Regions from separate parts of the Homo sapiens genome. Here region 1 is linked to region 2. The links are chromatin loops, found by intact Hi-C in ENCODE. Cell type or tissue: dorsolateral prefrontal cortex. All regions are shown on one strand. Links, peaks and the distances in the headings refer to the core of each region. The heading gives the core; the rest is flanking DNA. Region 1 has its middle 240 kb from the start of LINC03041. Region 2 has its middle 160 kb from the start of LINC03041.

Region 1 (8,680 bases), core at 354-8,353, 76 kb after region 2:
AAATATTTTAGAAGGAGATTTTAAAGCAGGAAAATAGCATCATCTCAAATGATCCTTGATAGGCCTACAAAGGGCACCTACCAGTGGCCGCCTTGTCCTTGGTGCACTTGCTCACCTACAGCGTGTCCCCAGCAGAAGGAAGCATTCAGTTTATCTGGTGTGCGTGTACATGTGTGTTTATTTTCCCTCATCTTCTTTAATGAACTATTAGAAATGAAAACAAAAAAAAGAGTTATTTTCCAAGAGACTTTTCCTTAGAGTCTCTCTTTTGTTCCTGGACATAAACTCCATCACCACCCTCACCCCTAGAGAAACTGCAGGTCCCCATATCATTGCTAGCTTGACAGTTCTTGATGGCACTCATTCAAAAAATCTGTATTGAACTCAAATGTGCCCCAGAGACTGAGCTAGATGCTTTGTCCAGTCTTCTCATTTAATCCTCTTAACACTTTGTCCTCAGGGGTTATAATTCACTTTATTTAGCACAGGAAGAAGCTGAGGCTCAGAAAAATCAAGTGATTTCCTCGAGGTCCCTGGGGAGCAAAACGCCTTCAATCATTGAGTCTTTCCTGAAGCTGGTCCTACCCAGAAGCCCTCCCTGCCACCTGGCCTCAAGAGGCTGCCTATTAGGTTGATGGGGCCCTCTTCTCTCAGGCCAGAATCCTCATGATCCTCTTCATAAGGGCTTTCTCTTTCATGCCTCATTCCCAGTTGTCTTATTATCATCTCACACCTGCCTGGCTGCAAAAGGCTCTCTGGTCTAATTTGGTTGCCTCCTTGACTATATGTCTGCGCTCTAATCCACTGGAGCCCGCCCACTGCCAGCTTACTATTCCAGAGAGGCTGCCTGGATACCACTAGCTTCGCAAGAGTCTTGCTCCACGACGAACTAGCTGACTGAGTCTGGGAAAGTCATTAAAACTCCCTGGCAGTTTCTTTGCAGTTATAATATGCACAATAATTTCAGCTTTATCTCTGAAAGAAAACTAAAATGAAGATTGAATGAGACTCAGAAAGCGGGCTTTGGGGAACATCATTCCCATACCAGATTTTATCTCCAAAATGCCCCCAAAATGCACATTTTCATCTAAACTTGCTCAGAATATGGTGTTTCTGGATCTGAATCCAATGCCAAATTTTTTCTCCAAAATTTCCTCCTGTGCCCACAAAGAATGAAGGTTGGTCATTCAACTTTTCCCTGCAAAACCTGAGTTCATAATTTGTGTTCCAGAAGGTGTGGCCAAGAACTATATTCAATATTAAACTCTGTATTTCTCATTTACGAAATCACCAATAAGGAAATTTCGATAAGCCCTCTTATTTTCAATATCCAAACATCATATTTAATTAATCCAATCCTAGTTTTCTGGGTTAAGTGATATTCACTAAGGTAGGCTAAAAGAAAAAATAATAACATTTCAGAAATATAAATTATTGGAAATCCTGAACCTCAGACACCTGGTTCAGATCAAAATAAGTACTAAAAAATCTTCATTGCCCTCCCTTTACCATGAAACAAAAACCCCAGCTTCTTCGCCTGACTTCTACAGAACATTCCCAGCCTCAGTCTATCTTTCCCACCTAAACTTCCTTTTCTCCTGCATGAGCCATTTGCTCTAGACACCAGATTATTTGCTGTCTTCTAAAAGCTCCTTCATTTTATTTCCTCTGCATTTTCTCTCAGGCCTTTTCCCTGCTCCCAAATGCCTCCCTGCTCCCACTGACCTAGTTGGCCAAATCCGACTAGCTGAAACCTCCACTTCTTCCATGAAATCTGTCCTGAACACACCAATCTGAACAGATTTCTCCTTCCTCTGAGCCCCTGTGGCAAAGGAAGCCCATGTGCTTACTCACCTAGTGCTGCCTTCTGCTACTTTGCCCAGTGTCATCTTGAACTTTCATTAAACATCTTTCCTTGTCATATTTTAATGTTGGGCACCCAATTCTGTCTTTATACCCTAGAGTTAGCTACACACACAGTAGCTGCTCATTAAGAACTTGATGCTTAGATTTGACCCACACGCTTGCAAACACCTCTCCTCAAAAGAAATATTTCTTATGTATAAAGCAAGGGAACTGTAGAAATTCACCCCATCAAATATTTTTGGCTGAAAAAAAAAGAGAGAGTATCTTTGCAGAGTCTCAACAGAAACTATGCATGTGAATGTGTGTTTGGGGTACAGAAGTAGAGAGAAGCTTGTTAATTTTAAAGCCACATAGCATGTTTGGCTAAGACTGTTACTCCATTTGTGTATTTCAACCACGTAAAATACACCCTGGGATTCTGGACTGAGAGAAATAGCCATATAAGGAGAAAACAAGGCATTCCCTATAGCTGCTCTTGTAAAACACTCTATGATTTAACCCTCTGCTCGGACAGATCCAAGCTCCTGCACTTTACAACTGCAAACAATCAAATTCCTGGGAGGAGCTCAGCGTGTGACCTGCACCACTGGGCACAAACAATCACAAACAAAACCTGACAGGTCACCTATGGGGCAGCATGACCAAAGCTTCGCAGCCGCCTGCCTTTCTCTCTGCGGTGGGCCGTCCCAGCTGGAGCAGGCACTGAGATGAGCTCCAGCCCAGAGACAACTCTGAGGGCTCATTAATCCCTTTCCTTCAAGAACTCAGGAATCTGAGGTCTGCCTCCACCTTCTAGATGACAGTCCATCAATCTGCAGAATCCCTTCACTGGGGAGGTGTGGGAGGGAGAAGTGGGGGGATCAAGATAAGGAAAGAGGGGCTCCAGGAACAGAGGCAGGACTGGGCAAAGCGTTGGCCAGCCTCCAACACGATGCCTGTGGCTCTCTGGTGGAGTATGCGTCTGGCTAGGGGCCTCTGTGCTATGCAGAGGAGGGACTGTGGAGTGAGGGGGTAACAGGGCACCCAGCTGGCCCTCACCTTCCCTCCCTTCATCTTGATTGCCATTAACAACAACTCTGTGAGGTGCAGTTTTCTAGATGATGAAACTGAGATTCTGAAAGGTTCCAGTGTCCCTCACATGTAATGAGTAGGCGATGATTAGAAATAAGCTTGTATGCTGTGGCAGACACTGCTCATTTTCTTCTGTTATCCGGTCCAATCTCCTTCCTTCTGGCAATAGAATGAACACAACTCCACCTCCACCCCCCACCCCATTACACACACACACAGAAGCAAGGAAGATGGCTGCCTGGCTGGAGATGGTATTTCCCAGACACCCACGTAGCTCAAGGGGGGCCATGTGACTGAGTGATGATTTCCAAGAAGAGGGACATGAGTAGGAGTAATGTGTGCAAATTCTGGGTCACATCTTTTTAAAGTAGCTGCTTGCCTTTCCCATGGGCTGGGACGCAGATGTAAGAATGAGGAAGAGGACAACCTTAGGGGCTACTGGAGTAGCACAGCAGAAGGAGGCTAGACGAGTTTATGGAACAGCGCCACCTACCTTCCTGGGGCTACCGACCTGCAGGGAAATTAGACTGTTCCGTGAGGAGAAATAATCAGCCTCCTCTGAGCCACTGTATTCTTCCATGTCTTTGTGACAGCCATTTAGCCTACATTCTAACTAACGCATGTGACTTTCTGCAGCCTCAGCTGTGTGTAAAGAATCTTGAGGCCACAATAGCTTGCACTAACTTAAAACGCAGAAGGAAAAAAATCGTAGCCAAGTTACATAACAGCAGTACTCACATGCCAAAATCACCCCCTCCCTGAGTCAAGGCTGGAATAGGGGCCTCAGCCACATGAGGGAGTCCTGCACAGGTGACAGCAAAGGTCAGAGAATCCTGCTCTCTCCTCCCCATAGGAGTTTACTACGGAAAATTTGCCTAAGAAGGACCCTGAACCTCATTGAGCTGGAACCAGAAGCACTATTTGGACAACTCTCATTATCATTCCCAAAATGACTTGTTGAAAAGTCTTCCTCACTAATTTTTAAAGTCAGCTTTACTTCCCTGAGACAGATGTGTTAAAACATCTACTATGATTATAATTTCACAGTTCCTCTTGGGACTTCAAGTTTTGAGACTATCATATTATATATATACTAAAAGTGTTACATTTTGTATAACAACCTTTATCAGTAATCATAAATTTCGCCCTTTAGTCTGGCATAAGTGTAACTATATTCAGCTTTTTTTTTTTTTTTTTTGGCCTGATAGGTCTTTTTCTATTTTTTTTTCTGTTTTTGTTCTTTTCTTTGCCCTCATATTTTCTCTTATAAAACCACATAGATTTTAATTTTTTCATCCAAGTTAACAATCTCTGTGTTTTAACAGATACATTTAGTTCATTAACATTTTTTAGGGTTTATTTCTGCCATCTTAGTTTGAGCTTTGTGTTTACTTTGCTATATATGATCTTTGCTTTCTTTTTTCCAAACTTTTAGTGGGATTGATTCTGATTTCTTTATTTCCTCTTTTCCTGTTCTACTGATTTGGTAATTATCAGTCTTATTTGTATTTCTGTATATACATACAGATGTTTTAGATGTTACCCTTACATTTTTAACACACATACTTGACTTTGAAAAGTACAAAATGTCATTTCTACTTACCTATCAATCTTCAGAGCTCCAAACATCTCCCACCCATTTTATCTATTATTGTTGTCAAATATATTATTTTCACTTTTATACCCTTAAAATCTGTCAAGATTATTAACTTCTACAGACAATGCTTGTTTAAATTTAACTTCCCCTCTTAGAGCTCATCCCTTCCTTTCTAGTTCAATTTTCTTCTACTTGAAATAAATCCCTTAGCAACTACTTTACATTTTTGGTGACCAAAACCAAACAAAACTTTAATTTTATATGTGTTGTTGAGTAATAGTTTAGCTGGCTATATAATTGCAAACCGATAGTGATTTTTCCTAGTGCTTTGGGTATGTCATCTTCTTGACTTTTAATATCTGTTGTTGCTGTCAAGAAATCTGCTGCCTAATTATATTTCCTACAAAAAAAATCTTCATTGCTTTAAGAACTTTTTGGCATCAGTATTTTGCAATTTCATTATAGTGGACTTGAAGTTTGAATTCACACTTACTTATTCAGCTCATGACTTACTGTACTTCCTGAATCTTATGATATTTATCTTTTAGACATTGTAAAAAAATTCTCAGTCTTTTTTCTCTCTGAATATTTCTTCTCCTTCATTTTCTATTTCTACTTCTAAACGCTTATTCTCATTCTTTCCTCCATATCTTTAGTTACTCCCTCACATGTTTACGTTTTTGTGATGCATTCTGAATTGGAATTAAATCTCTTCCAGTTTACTACTTTTTTCTTTAACCATATCTAATCTGTTAAAATTGATGACAATATTTATTACTTTTAGAAGTTTCATTTGTTTCTTTTTAAAATCTCTATTTTATTTTTTCATGGTACCTTATATATTGTCATAATTTATTATGTTTTCAATTCCTAATTTTATGCTTTGAATCATTTTTAAACCTACTTATAGTCTTTATGTAATACATTTATTATCTGAAGTGCCTGGGGATCTGATCTCGCTCTGTATTCTATCCACTGGTTCTCTCTCATGGGAAACCATTTCCTAATATTCTTCATAATTTTGGAAGCTGAGATCATCTTCAGTGGAGCTTTCTCTATTCAGGGGATCTTGTGTGGTCTGGGTTGAGGACGTGACCTCACAACCAGGAGAGTTTTGTGCCTGGTTCATGATTGCATGGCATCATGGCCTAGAATCACATTTATTCATCCATGTATTTATTTTTAGACATGTGATAATTGTACATATTTATTGGGTACAGAGTGGCATTTTCATATATGTGTACAATATGTAATGATCAATTCAGGGTAAATAGAATATTCATCACCTCAAACACATCATTTCTCTGTGTTGAGAACATTCAAAATCCTCTCTTCTAGCTATTTGAAAAATATACAATAAATTATTAACTATGGTTATCCTACAATGCTATAGAACATTAGAACTTATTCTTCTATCTAGCTGTAATTTTGTATCCGTAACCATCATTTCCTCTTCATACCCCTTCCTAGCATTCTACTCTTTACTTCTATGAGCACAACTTTTTCAGCTCCCACAAATGAAAACATGCAGTATTTGTCTTTCTGTGCCTGACTTATCTCACTTAACATCATGTCCCCCAGGCTCATTCATGTTGCTGTGAATGACAGGATTTCATTCTTTTTTATGGCTGAATAGTATAGAATCACATGTTTATGTCAATATCTCATCTCAGATATTCCTAGACCACATCTATAGTGTAAATTCAAACCTCAAACCCAAGTAAGGCATTGGATTCTTGGTTCAGAATTCTTGATTGACAACTGAGAGAATTTTTGGTGCTAGTTAAGATAGGTAAATTTGTTTTTTGCTTGTTTGTTTGTTTTGAGACGGAGTCTCGCTCTGTGGCCCAGGCTGGAGTGCAGTGGCGCGATCTCCACTCACTGAAAGCTCCACCTCCCGGGTTCACGCCATTCTCCTGCCTCAGCCTCCTGAGTAGCTGGGACTACAGGCACCTGCCACCACGCCCAGCTAATTTTTTGTATTTTTAGGAGAGACGGGGTTTCACCATGTTAGCTAGGATGGTCTTGATCTCCTGACCTCGAGATCCGCCTGCCTTGGCCTCCCAAATTGCCGGGATTACAGGCGTGAGCCACCGTGCCCGGCCAAGAAATTTCTTTTTTGTCTCTCTGTGCTGATGGCTTTTTGGGCTGTTCTTGGGCCATCATGGAAACCACAAAATGTAGGTCTCAGCATTCACAAATACTTGCCTTTCCAATTCACGTTCCCAAGACAACTAATGTAGTTTCTGTGTCTTTCTCACCTTGGGCCAGGAATCCATGTCCAATGCAGCCAGCTATAGGCAAAGACAAGGTCTCATAGTACTTAGGGAACTTCCTGTTGGTCTGTGGAGAAAGAACTTTTCTGGCAAGAGGGCCTAGAGGAAGGGAAGAAGTGATCATTAGAGGAAACAATTAGTATCCCTGAAACCAATAACTTTTCTTCAACACTTCTCTTGTATAAATCTATGCCATCAATGATTGTGTACCCCCAGCTGTGGGCACAAAATTATTAAAGGTAAGAGTCAGCTGTTGTAACCAGGGAAGGTGTTGATAGTGTTTCACAGGAAACATCAAGGTGAGCCTGTTTCTGCATAGCGGTAGAATTTATTTTCAACTCTGATCAAATGTGTAAGTTACTCTTCCACACAACATAGCCCAGTGACTGACATAGTGGATATTGAATAAATATTTGTTGAAACAAATATCAATCCCCTCTTCTAATCTTCAGTAAGGGGAGAATGAAACACATAGAGGCAGCAGGGAGAAAATGTTCAGAGAGCCAGAAAGCTATAAAGCCATGCTCACAGAAAGGTAAATCTTTCCTGGAGAAATAAGTAACTAGAAGCAGGCAGTAAGCAAAGAATGCTGGAGGAAAGTAATCTCTTTTAGAAATCATCATAAATGCTTGGAACTTGGAGTGGATTTTGAATTAGCATACATACCAAGATGGAGAGTGTTCTTCAGTTCATAAATAAGAGCGCTGTCACAGGTGGTGACATTCGCCACAGATCCTAGGGCAGGAAGTAATCTGTGAACTCGGGTGTTAAATTAAGAGAAAGCACACCCCACAAAAAAAGAAGACAATTCTCTTAGACATAACTGCATAAGAGATTTAGGGGGAAAGAACCAAAATTTTTTTAAAGGGATCCACTGTGTTAGTTTTTTATATCTAATAATGTCCATGTTAATTATGTATTAACATATATGTAGTTCAAATCCTCCTGTGGATTCTTTCTTAGTATGTTCTTTTTGTTTTTAAGACCGAATTTGAAGGATCTCTCCAAATGCTGTTATAAACAGATATCTGAATTAGCTGAGAGCTGCAGTCAAAACCTGGGAGCTAAGAAAACAGTTCCCTTACAAAATGCTGCTTTACCTAAGTTTTCTTTATTCTCAGTATATAATTTATTCGATTCAGCCCTACTAACGGAGACGTCAAAGGTCTTGGGGTAGCCATCTGGTTGAAAGATGGGGGCTGGCAGACTCAATTTGGAACTGTGTTTGCATATCAAGTGTACTATGTTTCTTCTCAATTGTGCATTTATTAAGTTTGGCCTGGGGATAGGGGAGGATAGACCCCACTCTCCAAGTTAACCCTTGGGCCCAGAAAATTTGAAAACCAAATGGAGGACTCCACATGTAAAAACTCTGGAGAATAAAGCCCACAGCACAAAAAACATGATTGTAGTGCCAATCTGAGATCCAGGGAAGCTTTGGTAGGTAAAGTCTCATGCTATATTAGCTTTCCAAAAAACTAAAGCCACCTGTCCCCCAGGATTGGGGCAGTGTCCATCACAGTGGTGAGAACACTGGCCCCTTGTCCATTCTGATGGACAGAACTACGACAGGAGGCTTCCTTGAGGCGTTCAAGAGAACTCAACTATGTCACACGCACTGAAACATCTAATTACAGTAATGACCTCCACACTGAACCTTGGTTGCACTCCCAACAGTGTCTCCTGCAGTTGTTCTCAGCTCAAATCAAATTACTGTGGAAAAAATGTGTGAGATCTCCCTTCCCACAATGAAGTAAAAAGGGCAGTTTACCACCCGTTGAAAATCATCTCACCAGACTACTATTATTCTAGTACAAGAATGTGCAGAATGTGTCAAATGTGTGTGTCAAATGTGTGTCAAATTAGGTGG
Region 2 (8,680 bases), core at 373-8,372:
AGGTGAGATTTGGGTGGGGACACAGCCAAACCATATCAGTGACCAAACCACTTTTCCTGCTATGGCCACTTAATTTTCTCTTGAGGGTCTCATCTTAGCCACAGAGAGTCCATCTCATCTGTTAGCTGGAGGTACAGTGCTAACATTGCCTAAACTGAAGCATGGGGAGTTCCTAATACCACTGCTTTCTTCCTGTTCTGCGGATGCCAGCTCTGGGCATGGTTGGCTGAGATGGGAGCACTCCACCCATAAATTCAAAAAGGGGCAGAACATTGATCCATAAATGCCCTGGTCATTCCACTTCTGGCCTTAGTTTGCCTGGCCTGTTCATACTTCAATCAGAAATCTGTTTCTTGTCTCTCCTTTTAAAATCAGAGCGTCTGGCTCTTCCAGGCTGTCCTTGAAGCATATTCCTCAGCAAGATCTGCTTCATCCATCTAGCCTGAGCTTCTTAAAGGAAAGGGCCTGGTCTTGCCAAGTCTTGGGAATACAGCATATAGTATCTCATTGGTCAGGAATCTTAGATGCAAAATCAATGAGCATATAGCTAAGGTCCTACATGATCACATAATTCTAAGAGCTATAGGTTTAGTGAACAGAGGTCTAACCAAACCACAGTAATAGATTCACAATTCTCAGATCTGAGTCAGTTCATAGATCAGAGTCCCTTGAATGAAGAGAGGATGCTTACGCTTAGAGAGAAAGAGAAAGAAAACAAAAACCCGTCATACCACCATGAATATGCACTTTAAATCAGTGGATCTCAAATTCTGGTGTGTCCCAGAATCCCTATATGGACTTGTTAAAATGCAGATTGCTAGGTTCCACTCCCAGAGTTTAAGATTAACAGGGGCTGGGGTGGGTCCTGAGAATTTTCATTTTTGAGAATTTCCCAGATGATAATGATGCTGCTGGTCCAGGGACCACACTTAGAAAACTCTAAATATTCATTCCAGTTCCTCAAAGGAAACTGCAGCAATTTACACATAATTTTGGACTAGAAAAATAGAACTAGCTGGACATTTTAGGGATTATTGGACAGCGACTCAAAACTAATGCTAATCATTAGGGTTCCAGAAAATCACCACAGTCTGTAAGTTAAAATGGATGTTTAGGAGAGTCCATTGATAACTGGAATGTGAGGCTACTTCAGTCTCACTTGGGCCTAGAATAATCTGTGAACACATCTTTTTGTTATTTTCATAGTTCTTAAGGAGGTAGTTTGAATAGGTATACTCAGCGACTCGTAGAACCACCACATTGACTCTTTGGCTTGAAGAATCAGGGCTTTTATGATACAATGGGTAAAATAGAAGCATCTGTGGCATCCCCTCCATACCAAAGTAATGAACTAAATGCATCATCGCATCCCTGGCAGCCTAACACAATTATTTTAGCAACAAAGACTTCAAAGTTGCAAGGGAAGTGATCTCTATTACATCTCTCTAGTTAACTGATCTATTTGACCTCTGCAAAAAATCAGATGGATCTTGGAGAAAGATAGTGTATTATTTTAAGGTTGTAAGGTGATGATTACAATTGATGCTGCTGCTGTCTTTACTCTGTGAGTTTGCCATATGTCTATTGATCTGGTGAATACATTTTCTCTATTAGAAGAAAGTTGCTTTTACCTGACAGGAATAACAGCATATATTCACCATCCTGGTCTCAAAGCTGCATTAATTATTTTGCTTTATACCATAACTTACGGCAATAAGGTCTTTGATCTTTTTATTAATCGACAAAACTTTATGCTGGACCACAATTTATATGATATCATGCTAATAATAGACCAGGTGATCAGGCAGGAGCACATACCCTAAATGCCTTGTCAAACACATTTATGTTAGAAGGTTGAGATGCATCCATTGGAAACTCAGTGATTTCAGAGATGATTCTAGAAGTTCAGATAACTATATAATATCAGAATATCCCCTCCAAAATGAAAAATTCCTGCACCATGCATATCCCACAAATGAAAACAAGCAATACATTAATTGTCTCTCTTTGGACTTAATTTTTACTTTTTTTAGAGACAGGGTCTCTGTCACTGAGGCTGGAGTGCAGTGGTGTGATTATAGCTCACTGTTGCCTCAAACTTCTGCACTCAAGCAATCATCCTGCCACTGTCTCCTAAATAGCTAGGAATTCAAGCATGAGCTACCATAACTGGCTATTTAAAAAAAATTGTTTTTTTAGTAGAGACAGGGCCTCACTTTGTTGCCCAGGCTGGTCTCAAACTCCTGGCCTCAAGCTGTTCTCACACCCCAGCCTCCCAAAATGCTGGGATTATAGGCATGAGCTACCATACCCAACCCTTTTTGGATTTTTAAAAATTTTTTATTTATTTATTTTTTGAGACAGAGTCTTGTTCTGTCACCCAGGCTGGAGTGCAGTGGTGCAATCTTGGTGGCTCACTGCAACCTCTGCCTCCCAGGTTCAGGTGGTTCTCCTACCTCAGGCTCCCAAGTAGCTGGGCTTACAGGCATGTTCCACCATGCCCAGCTCATTTTTGTATTTTTAGTAGTGATGGGGTTTTGCCATGTTGACCAGGCTTTTCTCAAACTCCTGACATCAACTGATCCACCCGACTCAGCCTCCCAAAGTGCTAGGATTACAGGCATGAGCCACTGCACCCAGCCCCTCTTTGGATTTTTGAAGGCAACATATAAGGATGTATTCCACATAAGGCTGTATTCCTCTGACCCTGTTGCTGACTAATGCACTGGCTACTATCTTTGAATGGGGTGTTTGGCTCTGTCCCCACCCAAATCTCATTTTGAATGGTAATAATCCCCATGTGTCAAGGGTGAGGTCAGGTGGAGATAATTGAATCATGGGTATCATTTTCCCCCATACTGTTCTTGTGGTAGTGAATAAATCTCACAAGATCTGATGGTTTTATAAATGGGAGTTCCCCTGCACAAGCTCTCTTGCCTGCTGCCATGTAAGACGTGAATTTGTTCCTCATTCACCTTCTGCCAGGATTGTCAGGCCTCCCCAGCCATGTAGAACTGTGAGTCAGTTAAAACTCTTCCCTTTATAAATCACCTGGTCTCGGGTATGTCTTTACTAGCAGCATGAGAACAGACTAATAAAGGGTCCAAAACAAAAGTAGTTGATTCAGGCCATAACACAAGCAATTCTACCCATGGGTCTTATGATTAATGAACCTAATGGTGCTTGAAGAGTGGCTGTTCAGGATACTATATGGACCCCATGCCAAGGCCTGACAGAAGAAGCACAATAAAGAACCCTGGAGTTTAAGGGCAAGGGTTTGCCCTCAATAGCAAGTTAGTGTATTCTTCTTTTTTTTTTTTTAAGTCAACTTTACTGAGATATAATTTACATGCAATAAAATGTAACATTTTAAGTGGACAGTTCAATGAGTTTTGATAAATTTATACACCTGGAAAACTGCAGCAAAATCAAGATAAGGAGCATTTTGATCAAACCAGAATTTTGCCCCTTTGCACCAATCCTTCCTTGAACCTAGCTCCAGTCAACTACTCATCTTCTGTCATCATACATTTGGTTTATCTTTTCTAGAGTTTTATATAAATGAAATCATGCAGTATATACACTTTGGGGTCTGAACTTTTTCATTCAATATAATGTTTCTAAGATTATTCTTTACATGTATCAGTAGTATCAGCAGTTTGTTCCTTCTTAATGATTAAGTATTTCATTGTATGGACATACCACAATTTCCTTACCTGTTAACAAACATTTGTGTTGTTTACAGGTTTTGGTTCTCACGAATAAAGCTACTACAAATATTCCTGTGATATCTTTTTATGGATGTATATTTTCATTTCTCTTGGCTAAATACCTACAAGAAATTTCAGGGACATATGGTAAATGCATATTTAACTTTATAAGAAACCAATGAACTGTTTTCCAAAATGAGGTTGTACCACCTTGTATATGAGGTGTTTTTGACATTGATATTTGATATTTTCAATGTGTTAAATGTTAGTTGTTCTAAGGAGTATATAGTAGTATTTAATTGTGGTTTAAATGTTCCTTTCCTGATGTCTAATAATGATGAGCATCTTATCATGGTCTGGTTAATTACATTTTTGCCCCATTTTAATTGCTTTTTAAATTGTGGAGTTGTAAAAGCTTTCTGTATAATCTGGAAACAAGTTGTTTGTCAGATACACGTACTGTGAACATTTTCTCCTGATCTGTGGCTTACCTTTTCATCTTCTTAGTGGAATTTTCCAAAGAGCAAGAGTTTTAAATTTCGATAAAGTTCAATTATCACATTTTATTTAATGGTTTGCTATTTGTCTCCTATCTAACACATTTTGACTACCTTTAAGCCACACAGATTTTCTGCTGTGCTTTCTTCTAGAAATTTTAATTTAATTAAATTCTAATTAAACTTTGCATATAGTGTATTGCAAATGTTGAGGTTCATTTTTCCATACGAATATCCAGTTGTTCTTGTACCGCTTGTTGAAAAAACTATCCTTTCTCCATTGAATAACCATGTCAAAAATCAATTAATATGTTTGGAAGTATTTCTGAACACTGTATTTTTTTAAACGACAATACACAGATGATCCATTAATCAACAGAACAATAGATAGATGTAGAATTCTGGGTTGACAGGTTTTTTTCTTCTTCTTCCTGACAGCATTTAAAAGATACCATTTTATTGCCTTCTGGTTTGCACTGATTCTGATGAGAAGTCTGCAATAAATCCAATCTCTGTTCTTTTTCATGTCATGTGCTGTTCCCCACTATGGCTGTATTTAAGATGCTCTTTTTATCTCTGTTTTTTCACCAAATTGATTATGAAGTGCCTTAGTGTTATTTTCTTTCTGTTTATCTTGCTTGGAATTTGTAGACCTTTTTGATATGGTGATTTGTAACTTTCATCAGACTTGAAAATATTTCAGCCATTATTTCTTCAACATTTTTGTTTTGTTTTGTTTTCTCCTTTCTTTTCCCTCCTGGATTACAATTACATATATCTTAGGCCACTTGATCTAGTCCCTTACATCACTAAAACTCTGTTCATTCACTTTTAATCTCTTTTTCCCCCTGTGCTTTAATTTGTTTCTATTATGTTATTTTTAAGTCACTAATTTTTTCTTTTCTGCTATCTATTTTGCTGACAGTTCCTCCAGAATTTTTTCAGATGTTGATATGGTTCTATTTGGCTTGTTTCTTTCATTTATCTCCCTATATTTTGGTTTTAATTCAAATTTGTAAGTATATTGAGCACATTTCTAATTGCTCTTTTTAAAGTTTTTATCTACAGATCAATCAAATCTGACATTTCTGTGATTTTTTTCCTATTGACTGATTTATCAACTGGTTATAAGTCACATATTCCTGCTTCTTATGTTTCATACTTTTAAAATTGGATCCTGGACATTGTAAATATTACATCCTTGAATATCTGAATTTTGTTTCTTCCTTTAAAAAAGTATTTGACTTGTTCATTTTGCAGTCTGTTCAGTTCCCTGGTGACAACTTTGATACCTTTATGGCTTGTTTTAAAGGGCTTAGGGAGGGTCAGTAGTAATCCTTACTCTAGAGATAGTTTAGCCCTACAACCAAGGCATGGTCCTCCTGCCCCCAGGTGATCAATGGAGATTCTCTGGGTGGTCTAAGCTCAAAAAGTCTCCTTTCCCTCTATGTACTCTGGGAATTCTATGGCTTATGGCTCCCCTGTCATTTTTTTTTTTTTCTGCTCAACCTCATGGTATTTTACCCTAACCATGTGCATATTGATATTTAGCCAAAGACTCGAGGAGACCTGTATCCACATTTACGGAGCTCGTTTTCTGCACAGTTCTGTCTTCTCTGTACTCCTTTCTGCAAATTTCTCCCACCTTGGTGTCCTTAACTTCCAGTCTCCATCTCTTAACTCAATGAGCCCCTGGCACTATCAGGGGTCCCTGCCCCTGCACGCCATATAGAAATTGATTCCAGGCAGAGTACTGCCGCTCATATAGAGATCACTTTGTTTGTTTTCTTTCATTTAGCGATTAGTCATGCACTGACTTTTTCCAATTTTGTTTCATTTATTTTTATATATTTACATATAAACCAGCTATGTCCTGTATTTTGCCAGTTTTCTAATTGTTTATGGTGAGAGGGTAACTTCATAAGTGTAAGTAGCCATGCTATTACCATTAAGAAAAACTCTACACTAGCTATTAACCCTTGGTACTGTCAGAACACCAATCCACTGGATATCAGTTGGCTGTGCTACCTGAGTACCCATCAATGAACTGGGTATTATCTGTTATACCAAACCACATGTTGCCGCATTCCACCATCAAATGAAGTGTTTCTATGAGGGTAAGGTCAAGCAGGCCCTGGCTGTTGATTGACTTAGTGGTTCACACTCCTGATAATATCCACTCTGGACACATCCCTACTCTTTCCTCAACCCACATCTGTATTCTCTAGGAGTTTCTCATGACCGAGAGTTGACTGAAAAGCAAAAAACACGGTGTCTTATTTAACAGTTAGCTCTGAGCTTGAAATCGCCAGCTTGAAATCAATGGCTATGATGTTATAGCTTCTGTTAGGGGTGGCCTGGAGGGCAGTGAAGAAGAGAAATCCTCCCAGTGGGCAGCACCTTGGACAGCACATGAGGTGTTCTTTTCCCAGAGCATCTCAGGCGGTGTTAGGTGCAGATCTACACTGTTTCATGAGAAGTGGCTTCCGGCTTGGCTAAGGGATTGAGAATTTGGAGGAATAGAACTGTAGGACTGATGGTGACAGGGAAGTCAGAAGACAACTAGGTATGGTCTTAAAATGGCCCCAGAGTGCGGAAAGCTTTTGTCCCATGTGGCTGCTCACTAAATGGACCTCAGTTGCAAGTCATCACGTAACATGCCAATAGCAACGACTCACCCTAAGTCCCAAATATAGGCTCATACTCAAAGAGGACTAGCCTGTGACAAGTAGTTATCAGCCTCCAGGAGGGTTCATTACACTGAACCCCTTCCACTGCACAAGAGACAGTGATTTGTCCTCACAGAATGGACACCTTGTGGATATGTATTTCCCTTTTAAATTAGGACATTAGATACCTTGTTAACCAAAATATTATTGCACAAAGTGTCACTTTTGCCTGTCAACTCCTTTTTCAGCAAAAGAAGCAAGGCAACAGCCTATGCTTATGGTATTCATGGTGTTACTATGTATCCCATCACCCAGAAGCAGCTGTCTTAAGGGAATGATGGAATGGGCTTTTTTTCTTTCTCTCTTTTTTTTTTTTTCGAGACAGGGTCTCATTCTGTCACTCAGGGTGGAGTGCAGTTGTGTGATCATAGCTCACTGCAGCCTTGACCTCCTGGACTCAAGTGATCCTCCCACCTCAGCCTCCTGAGTAGCTAGGAATGGACATTTGAAGCCTTGGTTCCAAGACACAAGAATGCAAGTTTGAAGTGAGTCCTGCAGGATGCAGCATATCCTGTGAACCACTGAGTAAGAAATACTGGTTCTATTTCTGATGTTTCTCCCACAGTCAGAAAGCACAGATCACTGATCAAAGCATGGAAGTAGTAAAGATACTGCTAGCATTTCACTCAATGCTATACTTTAAAAATGTTCTTGTCTCATTCCTGCAACACTGTTGGTTTAGAAGCTGTAGTACTAAAAAATTCTCCCACCAGGAGCCATGTTTCTAGTGACTGTACAGATTGTCACCTAGCATTTTAGGACCTTCTTCATTCCACTGGATGCTACTATTTACTTCAGGTAAATCTGCCTCCAACTCTAATTCTGGACCTACACTGTACAGAGATGTTCACTCTCTAGCTGATCAATATCTCCCCCAAAATGGTTGCTTGTGTCTCCTTCAAAAAATGGAATCACATTTTAATAGTTTTTAATCAGCCAGGGGCTTTGTATTTTATCATTTTTGCTTTATGCTATAAGTATGATTCAATAAAACACTTTAGATTTCGTTAAAAATTTGAGTTTACCATAAACGGGAGGTATTTTAGAGCCATGCGCATGTTAAGTTAGTTATGGCATGATGTTATATGAGTAGACTAACACATTGCCTATCTTACTCATTGCTTCAGATTATTTTTGTGATAAGCCTATTGGGACCCATCTTGCCCTAGTAGATGAGTGGGGCTATTATGGAGTTTCGCACAGGATGGATATATATTCAACAGAGAGAGGAGTTTGGAAAAAATCTAGGGTGTGGGGCACCACTGTATTAGCGGGGTGAAAATCCTAGTTGTAGGGAAGAAAAGGGAGTCAGGGTAAGGCAAAATGGTAGTGGGCATGTGGGGCTTTGGAGAGGGAGGTAGAACTGAACTTTCCCTGCCGTTACTGCCAGGCTTCTCCATTAAGGAACAATGTAATCTCCTAGAAACTCAACAGGTACCTAGCTTAGGGAAAAAAGTCTTTGTCCCAACTCTGCGAGAGCTTCAAAGAGAGCTCACAGGGACACCACCGCCCTCAGCTAGACCCCATTTTACCCATCTGCAAAGTGGGGAAATGAAAATGAATGAAGTCAACTATTCTGTTTCTTAGTCTCAGATTAATACGAACTTAATTGGACTCTTTGATCATTCCAAATAATGGTAGATAAAGTATTTAAATTTATGCAAACTATTTATTTTGAAGAAGTACAAGTAGAAACAAAACATATTCTCATCCCATTCATCTTCAAACTTTCCAAAAAGGCCAT

What was found. Hi-C counts contacts between places; a loop is a spot of excess contacts. Peaks named below come from ENCODE experiments on the same cell type or tissue, not always from the same donor. Only the 100,000 strongest peaks of a DNase experiment are listed, where the experiment ranks them.
Region 1: a loop joins it to region 2, with 2.3 times the contacts of the local background. A loop is called at or near these places in 3 of 110 quality-filtered maps.

Annotation. Positions count from the first base shown.
Region 1 is chr9:16,034,322-16,043,001 of GRCh38, reverse strand. It overlaps a transcript of CCDC171 not described here. Among named protein-coding and RNA genes, the nearest start is that of LINC03041, 240 kb to the left of the region's middle. RefSeq lists a silencer at 6,492-6,747. In dorsolateral prefrontal cortex, for the core only: no CTCF peak of the experiment used is centred there; a DNase peak (open chromatin) is centred at 3,397.
Region 2 is chr9:16,110,248-16,118,927 of GRCh38, reverse strand. No RefSeq gene overlaps it. Among named protein-coding and RNA genes, the nearest start is that of LINC03041, 160 kb to the left of the region's middle. In dorsolateral prefrontal cortex, for the core only: no CTCF peak of the experiment used is centred there; no DNase peak of the experiment used is centred there.